Linked DNA regions of Homo sapiens: region 1 is linked to region 2. The links are chromatin contacts, found by Hi-C or POLR2A ChIA-PET in ENCODE. All regions are on one chromosome and are shown on one strand. The core of a region is the stretch at or near the end of the contact, and the rest is flanking DNA. Distances in the headings are between cores, read along the strand shown. Region 1 has its middle 22 kb from the start of TNP1. Region 2 overlaps IGFBP-AS1 (IGFBP5 antisense RNA 1).

Region 1 (5,637 bases), core at 1,957-4,456, 120 kb after region 2:
ACACAACGCGACTTGGACCACTGATGGGCAAGGGAGTTATAAATCCCATCTGTGATTTGATTAGGGCTGGCGATCCACAGTGTTTGACTGCCTGACATCATCCTTGAATTCCTTAAATTCCAATCAGACTTCTGATTGGATTCCTCCTCACTAACCCCTGGGCCACTGGAAATAAGAAATAGTAGCCTTGTGGCCGGCTCCTACAATTTCCTAGAATTCCCTGAGGTTCCCCCATGAACCTCAGTTTCTTCATCTGATAATTGAATAACCACGTGGAGGCTCTTTATAATTATGTGACGAATAATAATCATGCCTGCCTCCTGCTACCATGGAGATGGAGATGGACATACTCTGTACATTTCTCTGCATTGAGGAGAGTTGTTAAAAGAGAAGAAAACAACCTCAGTCTCTCTTGATTGTCTTTTAAATGATCTCTTTCAGTCTTAGGGGGATCCCTTTGGTGTCAGACCTCCTAGAATTGACTCTACTATTATAACCCATCCATTAAATCATTGGGTTTTTTTGATCAATTTTATTCCTTTTTTTTTTTTTTTTTTTTTTTTTTTTTGAGACAGGGTCTCACTCTGTTGCCTAGGCTGGAGTGGAGTGGCACAATCACCGCTCACTGTAGCCTTGACCTCCTGGGCTTAAGCCATCCTCTGCCTCAACACCCTGAGTGGCTGAGACTACAGGCACATGCTACCATGCCAGCTAATTTATTTTTAATTTTTTGTAGAGATGGGATCTTGCTCTGTTGACCAGACTTGCTTTTTGATTCAATTTTCTATCAATAAATCAGTGACTATGTAATGAACAGCTTCTATGCAGCCCTTCTTAGATGAGCTGCTTTGGGGGATACAGAAGGAACATACTTTAAAGACTTTTAAAGTAGCTTATGAACCCCTTGGAGCAAGACTAATGTCACAGCTAAATGTAATTACTCACTTATTTGCTTGTTAGACCACTGGGGCTCTGGAAATTTATCATCATCCTGTTGGTGGCTCTGTGCTATGTAGAGAGATTATGACTTATTCACCCATTTGACAAATATTTATTGAACACATACTGTCTGCTAGGTATGGTAATGAAATAGTGGTTCAAGTATTCATGGCTTCTAACCTCAGAGGGCCCATGTTTAGTGAAGGGAGAGAGGTAGCAGTCACTAACAGAATAAGTCATTTATGAGACACATCAGGAAGGGTGCAAGGAGTATGAGTAACACAATGACATTCAGGGTGGTGGGGACCCGGGGTATGTAGGTAGGGTGGGAAAGGAAGGCCCTAAAGTGGGCTGGGGCCTGAAGTTTGACAATGACCAGCCATGGGGGATGTCAGCTTATGGGTGAGGGAGACAGAATATTCTAGAGAGAAGACAAAACTACCCCAAAATTTAGTGGCTTAGAACAAAAAGGTATTATTATTATTATTTCCCACAGACCTGTGGATTGATTGGCCTCTGCTGGGTGTCAATTCCCACCGGAGTCTCTCACGCAGTGGTAGTCAGACAGCTGCTGGGGCTGGAGTCATCAGAAGGCTGGACTTGGCTGAATGGATATTCAAGATAGTCCCTTCACTCCCTTGCCTGGCCTTTGGGTTAGGCTGGCTGGAATAGGTGGAGGTTGCTATCAACGCTCTCTCTCCATGTAGCTTCTCCACATGGCTAGTTTGGGCTTTCTAATGGCATGGAGGGCTCGGGATGGTTGAATTTCTTCTGTGGAGCCTGGCTTTGTCCAGAGTGAGCAAGGAAGAGGAAACCACTTGTCTTTTTAAAGACTAGACCTAGGCTGGGCTAGTATCACTTCTGCAGTATCCTGTTGATCAAGGAAGTCACAGTCCAGACTGTAGGACATGGAGAATTAGACTCTCCTTCTCAAAGGGAAAATGGCTGGTGTCGTCAAGGAGGGAAGGGATGGTGACCATCTTGGAGACAAGCTAAGGCTTTGAGATCAAAAAGGCTTGGTGTGTCAGAGGACCAGAAAGCCAGCCAGTGCTGCTGGAGCACAGGAAGGTGGCACAAGATGAGGCAGGAAGGATGGGCAGAGTGGTGTCCTCATAGGTAAATTGTGGTAGGGAATTTTGATTATTTATTTATTATTATTATTACTTTGAAATGGGGTCTCTCTCTGTCACCCAGGCTGGAGTGCAGTGGCACAATCATGGCTCACGGCAGCCTCGACCTCCCTGGGTTCAAGTGATCCTCTCACCTCAGCCTCCCGGGTAGCTGGGACTACCAGTGCACGCCACCACACGTGGCTAATTTTTCTAGCTTTTGTAGAGATGGGGTCTTCCTGTGTTGCCCAGGCTCATCTCAAACTCTTGGCCTCAAGCAATCAGCCTCCCTTGGCCTCCAAAAGTGCTGGGATTACAGGTGTGAGTCACCATACCTGGCTAGATTTTTTTTGTTTTTTAAGTCGCACAAAAGCCTTAGGTTTCCTTCTTTCCAAGGGCTGACAGCCATAAGGAGTCTTCTTTCTTTCTGTTCCAGTCCATCTTCACTTGCTGCCCATAAGTTATCCTAGAGCCTGGGCTCCAGTGCTGGTCACATGCTCTCTAGCCTCCCACCCCTTCAGTGAGTTTCCGTTGCTTCCAGAACCAGGCACAGATTGCCCAGCCTGGTTTCAAGAGCACTCTACCAAGTTGTGCACTTACACATTTTTTGTCACATTTTTGCCCAACCTGTCAAATTGGATCCCTTGCTCCTCCTCATCCCCCCACCAAAAGGTGCCATTTTCTCCCTGCCTCCATACCGGGTCACATCAGTCACTTGCCCTCCTATGGCCCCGTCTCCCCTTGTCTAAATCCTGCCCTTCCTTCACAACTTCTCCAATGTCACTTCCTTAAACTGAGCGAGCCCCCTGCGGCTCAGAAACCTAGTTCTTCCGGATTCAAAGCAGAGCTGATGCTTCGGAAGGTGCAGTCACATCTGTATGTGTCTTACTCTCACTTTCACAGGTCTCCTCCCCATTGACTCTAGGTCTTCAAGGACAGAAAGCATGCCAGCCTTGCTTATTCTGCCCCATGGTTCCATGCCTCACACACAGCAATCTTTCAGTCGATGTCTCTCAAATTCAGCAGTGGTTTCTCTGGGCCACCAGCCTCCAATTGTCTCTTTCTTTTCCCATGGCAAATTGCAGCATTCAGCTCCCAGCAACTCCTGATTTGTGGCCCCAAGGTTCCTGGCAGGTCTCTCCCGCAGGACCATGGAGCTGCCGTTCCCAGACGGCCAAGCCTGCACAGACCAGAGCCAGGTCCCAGGGAGATGGAGCGCTTCTGGTTCTGTAGACTTCCGTGGCTCCTCTCTCTCCAGCTGCCTTGCACTTGTTTTCCTTGGCAGGAGGAAGCCCTCAGTCACCACTTCATCTTCCATTTATAGGCATATATGCATCTTTGTTATTCTTTTCATAAAATGACAGTGTTCTCAGCTCAGAAAAGAAGAAAAGAGGGTTGAGGACCATGCAAAGCAAAGAATGCATTTTATACAAGGCCTCCAGCTTCCTGCAATACTTCTGTCCATATTGGAGAATGGAGGGCATTTTTCCTGCCTCTACTGCCTTCTCATCTGTGACTTAGCCTGTCCCACTAACTTCTCGCACTTCGCTGATGGGCTACTATGGGCTCCCCGGCATGAGTCATTGTCTATACCATCCTTCAGTCCTTCATCTGATGCTAGAATATTCTGAGGTCCAGAGTTAAGTTTTGTGAGCTCAGATGTGTTGTTTTTGTTGTTGTTCGGTTTGTTTGTTTGTTTGGTTTTTCGTGCTTTTTTCTTTTCTTTTCTTTTCTTTTTTGGTTGTTGTTGGAGACAGGGTCTCTCAGTCACAGGCTGGAGTGCAGTGGCAGGGTCTTGGCTCAATGCAACCTCAACTTCCCAAGCTCAAGGATCCTCTCACCTCAGCCTCCCAAGTAGCTAGGACTATAGGCATGCACCACTATGCCTGGCTAATTTTTATTTTTTTGTATTTTTGTACAGATAAGGGTCTCATTATGTCTGGCCTTGAACTCTTGGGCTCAGGTGATCCTCCTGCCTCCGCCTCCCAAAGTGCTGGGATTACAGGCGTGAGCCAGCACGCTTGGCTGAGAGCTCTAATTTGTCCATTGGTCAAGCTATACCTGAATGCAAAAAGGAAGAATAACAACAGTAAACATATTTGTGGTGCTCTTTATATTAGCCAGTGTTTTAAGGAGTCTATAAATAGTAAGTCATGTAATCCTCACAGTAACTCTATGAAGTTGTACAACGATTATCCCCATTTTACAGATGCAGGAACTGAGGTAAAGAGAGGTTACCTCATCTTCCCTTGGTCACACCAATAGTCAGTGGCAGAGCTGGGATGTGAGTCCAGGAAGGCTTGCTTCAGAGTCTGCATCCCTGACTTCTGGCCATGCTGCCTTAATTGGTCATCAAACTGAGACGTTTAACCTAGCAGGGTCACTTAGTCCTTCTTATATACCCAAGTGTGCTAGAAAAGAGTGTGTCTGAGGGTTGTAGGCAAGAGCCTGCACAGGTTTGAACTAATTCTTGGCACAGGTAAATCAATTTGATTCATATTCTGACTTTCCCACAGATTTATGATTCTTAATTTAGCATTTTGCACCTATTTGGAAGGATAGATCAGCACAGGGATTTATTGGTGTATCCAAGAGCAACCTGCTTCTTTTGGCTCCAGTCCATATCCTGGGAATTCACTAACTAATGAATTCATTTTCTTCTCTCCTTCCTTCATTCATCAAACTGTGATCCCATGCCTAGTGTGTGCAAAGCACCATATGGCACAAGGACAGGTGGAGAAAAAGAACACTAAATGAAACAGATATCATCTCTGCCTTCAGGCTGTGGGTGTGTGTGCACATGCATATACTCACAAGGAAACCTGAGACTCTAACTGTAACTGTCTGCATATTCTTTCGGGTCATCTTTTAGTATTCTCTGGAGTGCCGTATGTGCTGCATTTCACTGGTTTCCCGGAGTCTAGAATGCCCACATACACACATTTTCATAAGGAAGCCCATCGGAGCACAGATGCTCATACAGGCCAGTGGCTCTTCCAGCTGTCCAAACTGGATAGCCTAGTGACGGTAGAGTCCTGCCCCGGACTCTGCATGGGACTTTGTTCAGCTGAGTTAAGGTGCAGACTGGATTAGTTTCCCAGGGCTGCTGGGCAAATTATCACAGACTTGCTGGTTTAAAACAACAGAAATTTATTCTCTTAGTTCTGAAGGCCAGTGGCCAGTGGTTTGAAATCAAGATGTTTGCAGGATTGGTTCCTTCGGGAAGACTCTGAGGGCAACTCTCTTCCATGCCTCTCTCCTAGCTTCTGGGGCTGCTGGGAGCCTTTGACTGGTAGATGAATCACTCCAATCTGTGCTTCATCTTCACACGAACTTCTCTCTGTGTCTCAAATCTCTGTTGGCCTTTCTCTCAATGATCAGTCATTGGGTTTAGGGTACACCCTAAATCCTGGGAGCTATCATCTTGATCCTTAATTATCTGCAAATACCCTATTTTCAAATAAGGTCACATTCATAGGTTCTGGGCTTTAGGATGTGGGCGTATCATTTTTAGGGCCACTATTCAGCCTACTGCACAGACAGAATCCTTCTCAACTCAGTGTTCCTGACAGGTGCTACCAATTTGGCA
Region 2 (5,397 bases), core at 802-3,301:
ACAACAGAAAAACCCACTCCTTTAAAGTATGTACTTTTCTATGGCCTTGGATTTCATTTTTCTTTGCCACCCCGTGCCTCACCCCCAGAGTTCTCAGACAGGCCACACATCTTCCATCTTTCTACCCCTACATCCTTCCTATTTCTCAGAAAGCAAAATCCATTTACCTCCCCCTGGCCTTCCTCTCTCATCCCATTCCTCCTCATGTAGTGTGATTTGGAGAGTAGCTTGACTTTAATTGTCTGCATCTCATTTGACTCAAGTTTCAGAGGGACACCCTTGTTCAGAGTCTGACTCTGTCCGAAAACATACCAGCTGGGAGTCACACAAAACTGAGTTGGACCACGATGCCTCCCTCAGCTGAGTGACCTTGGTGTGTGCCATTTTGAGCTTCAGTGCTCCTCACTTGTAAAACGGAAATAATTTAACCCACAATGGTGGGAATGCAAAACAGGATAATATACATAACCTTCTTAAGCATACTGTTCAATAAGTAAATGGGCTTTCGACCTGAAGTTCCAACTCTTCACATTCACTGTGGATAGCAAAGAGTGTTCTCTCTTTTTAAGATAGCCTTGGCTTCTCCTCTTAATGTATTCCCCTTTCCTTCTGTACCAGGCCTAGTGATAATTGCCTGTCCTGCCTCTGTTCACAGGGAGCGAGCCTCAGTGCTTTGAACGCCTCCTGCTCCATCACAGTGACTGCTCAAGGCAGGACACCTGATCCTATCGGAATCCACCCACGGGTGAGTCTGGGACAATTCGATTCTCTCTTTCATAAATGAAAGAATGAAAGGCACACAGGAGGAAGGATCAGTTAGGGGCAGTCATGGGAGGTGAGAAGCCTTAGGAGGATGGAATATTGGAAGAAGGATAAGAGGAACAAATAGCAGCAGGCGAGGAGGATGGAATCAAGAGACAATGGCCCTGGATCACAAAGGCTTTTGGTTCTCCCGTTCCAGGGACCCATGACATCTTCCCCATTTTCCCATGACATTCCTGGTACCTTTTCAACCACGCCTCTATTCCCTTGAACTAGTTGGAGGGGGTTTCTGTTCCTTGCAACCCAAAGAGCCTTTATGAGAACACCGCCATGGATTTTCTGATTGTGAGTGCTGCTTGGCTGTCACAGAAGTCCTCTTCTTCTCTCACCTCGAAGGGTTTGGGCATTCTGTGTCTTCATGGAATGTCAACTCTGCAAGGTGCTGCACGACAGGAGTTCATTCTTCCATCAGTTTTCAAGCTAGACAACTTTCATGCTTAGGAAACTCCTGTAGCATCCAACAATGTTCCTCTTGCTGCAGTTTGAACTCTTCTTCTCATTGTTCTTCTTCTTTTTTGAGATGGAGTTTCGCTGTTGTTGCCCAGGCTGTGGTGCAATGGTGTGATCTCGGTTCAATACAAACTTGGCCTCCTGGGTTCAGGCGATTCTCCTGCCTCAGCCTCCTGAGTAGCTGGGATTACAGGCGCCTGCCACCACACCCAGCTAATTTTTGTATTTTTAGTAGAGACTGGGTTTTGCCATGTTGGCCAGGCTGGTCTCGAACTCCTGACCTCAGGTGATCTGCCCACCTTGGCCTCCCAACGTGCTGGGATTATATGCGTGAGCCACTGCACCTGGCCTTTCCCCCGGCCCCCGCTCCTTTGGAAGCCTTGTAGCTCAATTTTTTTTTTAATTGATTGGTTTCAAGGAGACCAGAGATCAGACTCTGAATTTCTCAAGGGAGAGATTCTGGAGACATAAAATCTGTTTTGAAAGTTTTAAACTATATCTTACCTTTGCAAGATGCCTGATGTTTTGGATCTCAGCCCTATTTTTTTGAGAATTCACCATACGTTCACAGACATCATCTCTTTGTTCCTTCCCACAATATCTGGCTGGCTCAGTGAACCCATTCTCCCAACCTGGAAATAGAAGCCTAGAAGAAGGCTGGCTGGGGGCTTGCATCTCTGAGGCAAGTCAGCTTTGGAAACCTGGGAAGAATGCCTCCTTTCCCCACTATCCCAGGCTCATTGCCAAGCTGCCAGCTAGAGACCCGAGCTCTGGGCAGAACTCATTTCAGAGTGAGTCAGAAACATGAGGGAGTCTTGTTCACACATGCCGACCAAGGGAAAAGCCCCAAGGGAGATGTTTCAAGGAGTCCTACCAGAGACTCGGGAGATCTTTTCTCTTCTCTATTGGAAGAGACAGCCCACCCACTTGGCGGATGCCCAGCTCTCCAGACTGAGTGCCAAGAAAAGAATAAGAGAGGTCCTGAGACCCTGGCTCCAGGGCCATGGTCTGTCTCTATGGAGTACAGGGTCGGGACCATTCATAACAGGCACAAAACACTCCTCTGGCCCTTTAGCAAGAGAGCTGCTATGACAGCACCCCCACTGACCTGGACATCTCTGTGATGTTACCTTAGAAACCAGAAAAAGCAATCTAAGCCACTTCTTTGATTTTCTCTAGCATCTGGAAATTAAACTTTTTACACGAGCCAATACTTTTAGCCTTTTTCTTAACCCAAACTTCCTCTCCCAGGACTGCTGTGGAGGGAGAATTTAGAACGGGTGAGCTAAGAACCTTCCGAGATGCCAAAGGTCTTTGACATTTGGTGAGTTTGAGTACTCCTAGTACTCAAGGGCAAGTGCAGTCTGGTTGGATCTCTCCAGGTAGGGAGCCTTTTAAAACCCCAGAATTTCCAGGTGGGCACCTCCTTCCTTTCAGCATTGCATGGGCCATGGCCATCAATGAGGGCAATTTCCTTGCACCACAGGTCCCAGGGACAGTGTCTCTGCGTGGCCTGGTGAGGGGGAAGGGCCTCCAAAATTAGATGACTAGATTTCGACTCATGGATGACATTCCTGAGTGAGATCAGGGGTCAGGCAGGTGGTAAGAGGCATGAAAAAAATGCACTACTCCCCAGCCCCCCAGCCCTGGGTAATATTTTAGATGACTACATGCAAATAGGGAGAATTCACAATGGATCGAGGTTCACATTAGTGGACAGAATGTTTATGTGGGCCTAGGTGAGAGTACCTCTGTGGAGAACCTAGAGGCAGAGGCCTGAGGGTTAGGGAAGCCTGATAAAATCTAGGGAGTCCAGTTAAATTTGAATTTCAGATAAACAACTAATAAATTGCAGTAAAAATGTGTCCCACTCCATAGTAGACACATTTATATTAAACATTATTATTATTATTATTTGAGACAGAGTTCTGTTCTTTTTGCCCAGGCTGGAGTGCAGTGGCACGATCTCAGCTCACTGCAACCTCTGCCTCCTAAGTTCAAGTGATTCTCCTGCCTCAGCCTCCTGAGTAGCTGGGATTACAGATGCCCGCAAAAATTATTTGTCTAAAATTCAAATTTAATTGAGTGTGCTATATTTTTATTTGTTAACTCTGGCAACTCCACTTGGGTGGGCCCAGTCCCTGGCATCTTCAGGTTTTTGTGGAGCTGGTGTGCACGCACATCTGCATGTAGGACATTTGGGGTACCAAGGCAAATAGAAATATCTAGGCCAGAGGTCATTTCAGTGTTTGTTTTGTTTTGTTTTTTGAATGATTCCGTAATTGTTAATTTTCTATTTCAAAACATTTCTCAAGTCCTTGGAGATCCTTGGAGAATTCCAGAGGCCCTCCAGAAACTTGACCGATAGATCTTCTTAATTAAATTTCTCCAGTAGGTCACTGGGAAGAAGGAGCTAGCTGGGAGTCTTAGAGTCATATGTGATCTTCCCCCTTTCTTTCTGTCATTATTTCAGATCGCTGTCCTGCACTCCTCTTTCTTCTCTCTGGCGAGCCACCAAGGAGATAAAATATGAAGCCAGAAGCCCTAAGAGCTTAGGCGTGGTGGGGAAAAATAAATCTTAGAGAGGTTTGAGTGCATGAGAGAGGGGTATCCAGCAAGGGCTTTGTGGGCGCGGCGAGAAAAAGCTTGGGGCTAGGACTCAGGGAACTCTGGCAGGAGTTGAATCAGTCCTCTGCCGGTCTAGGAATGGCAGACTCCACACAGCTGGCTCCGGGCTGTGCAAAGGGAGTGGCAGGTGAGGGCTGTTAGCCCCTGGCTCGATCCTGGAGCCAGGCATCACAGGTTGCAACAAACTCCAAAAAGATTGCCCAGGCCGGGAGCAGTGGCTCATGCCTGTAATCCCAGCATTTTGGGAGGCCGAGGTGGGCGGATCACGAGGTCAAGAGATCGAGATCATCCTGGTCAACACAGTGAAACCCCATCTCTACTAAAAATACAAAAATCAGCTGGGCTTGGTGTTGCGCGCTTGTAGTCCCAGCTACTTGGAAGGCTGAGGCAGGAGAATCGCTTGAACCCGGGAGGCGGAGGTCGCAGTGAGCTGAGATTGTGCCACTGTACTACAGCCTGGTGACACAGTGAGACTGTCTTAAAAAAAAAGAAAAAAAGAGATTGCCCGGAGCACTCTGGTTGCCCTGGAATAGCAGTGTAAGTGCCATTGCCAGGCTGGGATGTCTGAATCTTTTTGTTCAGGACAGATTTGCCACTGTTTGATGCTAGTTTGTCAGAAGACTTGACCAATATTAAATAGTGTTAAGTGTGGGACAGAGGTGAGGAAGCAAGCTGGTTCCAGGTTTCCAGCTCTGGCAAGCTCTCCTGTTTGCCTGGTAGGACGAGTCCTCTGGAACCAAGTGGTTCCTGTGGCATCCAGGGTAAACGTCTGCTCCTTGGCTTCTTGGCTACCTTCTTGGGAGACATTTGGGTCCCAGCTCTAATGCCTGGAAGCCCACACTTTACCGCAGTGAGTGAGGGGCCTCCTGGGCCAGGGCAGGCTGTTCAGCCCACCAGTATCTCATTCTCTAAACCCAGACAATGTGCCTGACTCCAGCTCCTGGAAAAGCTGGGTCTGGTCAAATGGGAGGACTCAACGTGTTAGTGCACATGGGAGGGCAGGATTTCTGCTGTTTTCCCTGTCCCTCCAATTTATTGGCCAGTGCAGGCACCAACCAGTCCCCTGCTGACCCTGCCAAGGCATTTTTCTTCTTTTTGCCACACCTTGAACTCTCATTTAGCTCAGGGTCACAGACAAAACCATATACCCCTTTAGCCTCAGTTTCCTCATCTGTAAAGTGGGTGGCACTTCACCCATAACTCAGCCTCAAACTAGGACATCCCTTCCTTAAGCCTATGCTGATGTAGATCAGACTTAGAGTTAAGAACCTCTTCGTAAAGGCTCTCGGGTTTGTCTCTGATATTCCCATTTTCTTAAATTTGGGGATTCATGAAGATCTTGAGATATAATCCTTGGGAATGTCAAGAGTTTACTGTACATTAAAACATTGATAGTGTGTTGTCTTGTGTTCTGCGACAGTGGATGATCTGAAGAGTCTTCTTTGAATCTTTATGGATATGCATTTTTTTTTTGGTACAGTGAGAAATAAACTGTAA

What was found. Hi-C counts contacts between places; a loop is a spot of excess contacts on that map. ChIA-PET counts read pairs that join two places held with the same protein, here RNA polymerase II (POLR2A). Pooled maps may share reads with other maps.
Region 1: a loop to region 2 is called in a map of chondrocyte, with 2.6 times the contacts of the local background. The contact joins two enhancer-like sites. A Hi-C loop is called at or near these places in 6 of 168 maps with a recorded cell type or tissue (Right ventricle myocardium superior, chondrocyte and heart left ventricle) and 4 of 50 pooled maps. POLR2A ChIA-PET finds 5 or more read pairs at or near these places in 2 of 52 experiments (H1 and MCF 10A).

The regions. Positions count from the first base shown.
Region 1 is chr2:216,835,090-216,840,726 of GRCh38, forward strand. No RefSeq gene overlaps it. Among named protein-coding and RNA genes, the nearest start is that of TNP1, 22 kb to the right of the region's middle. Within about 2 kb of position 3,207, at least 3 of the 41 ENCODE cell types and tissues checked have a DNase peak (open chromatin) inside an H3K27ac peak, as active enhancers do.
Region 2 is chr2:216,711,725-216,717,121 of GRCh38, forward strand. IGFBP-AS1 (IGFBP5 antisense RNA 1) reads left to right here. Exons shown (of 6, transcript NR_187138.1): 2 at 656-745. Among named protein-coding and RNA genes, the nearest start is that of IGFBP5, 19 kb to the left of the region's middle. Within about 2 kb of position 2,052, at least 13 of the 41 ENCODE cell types and tissues checked have a DNase peak (open chromatin) inside an H3K27ac peak, as active enhancers do.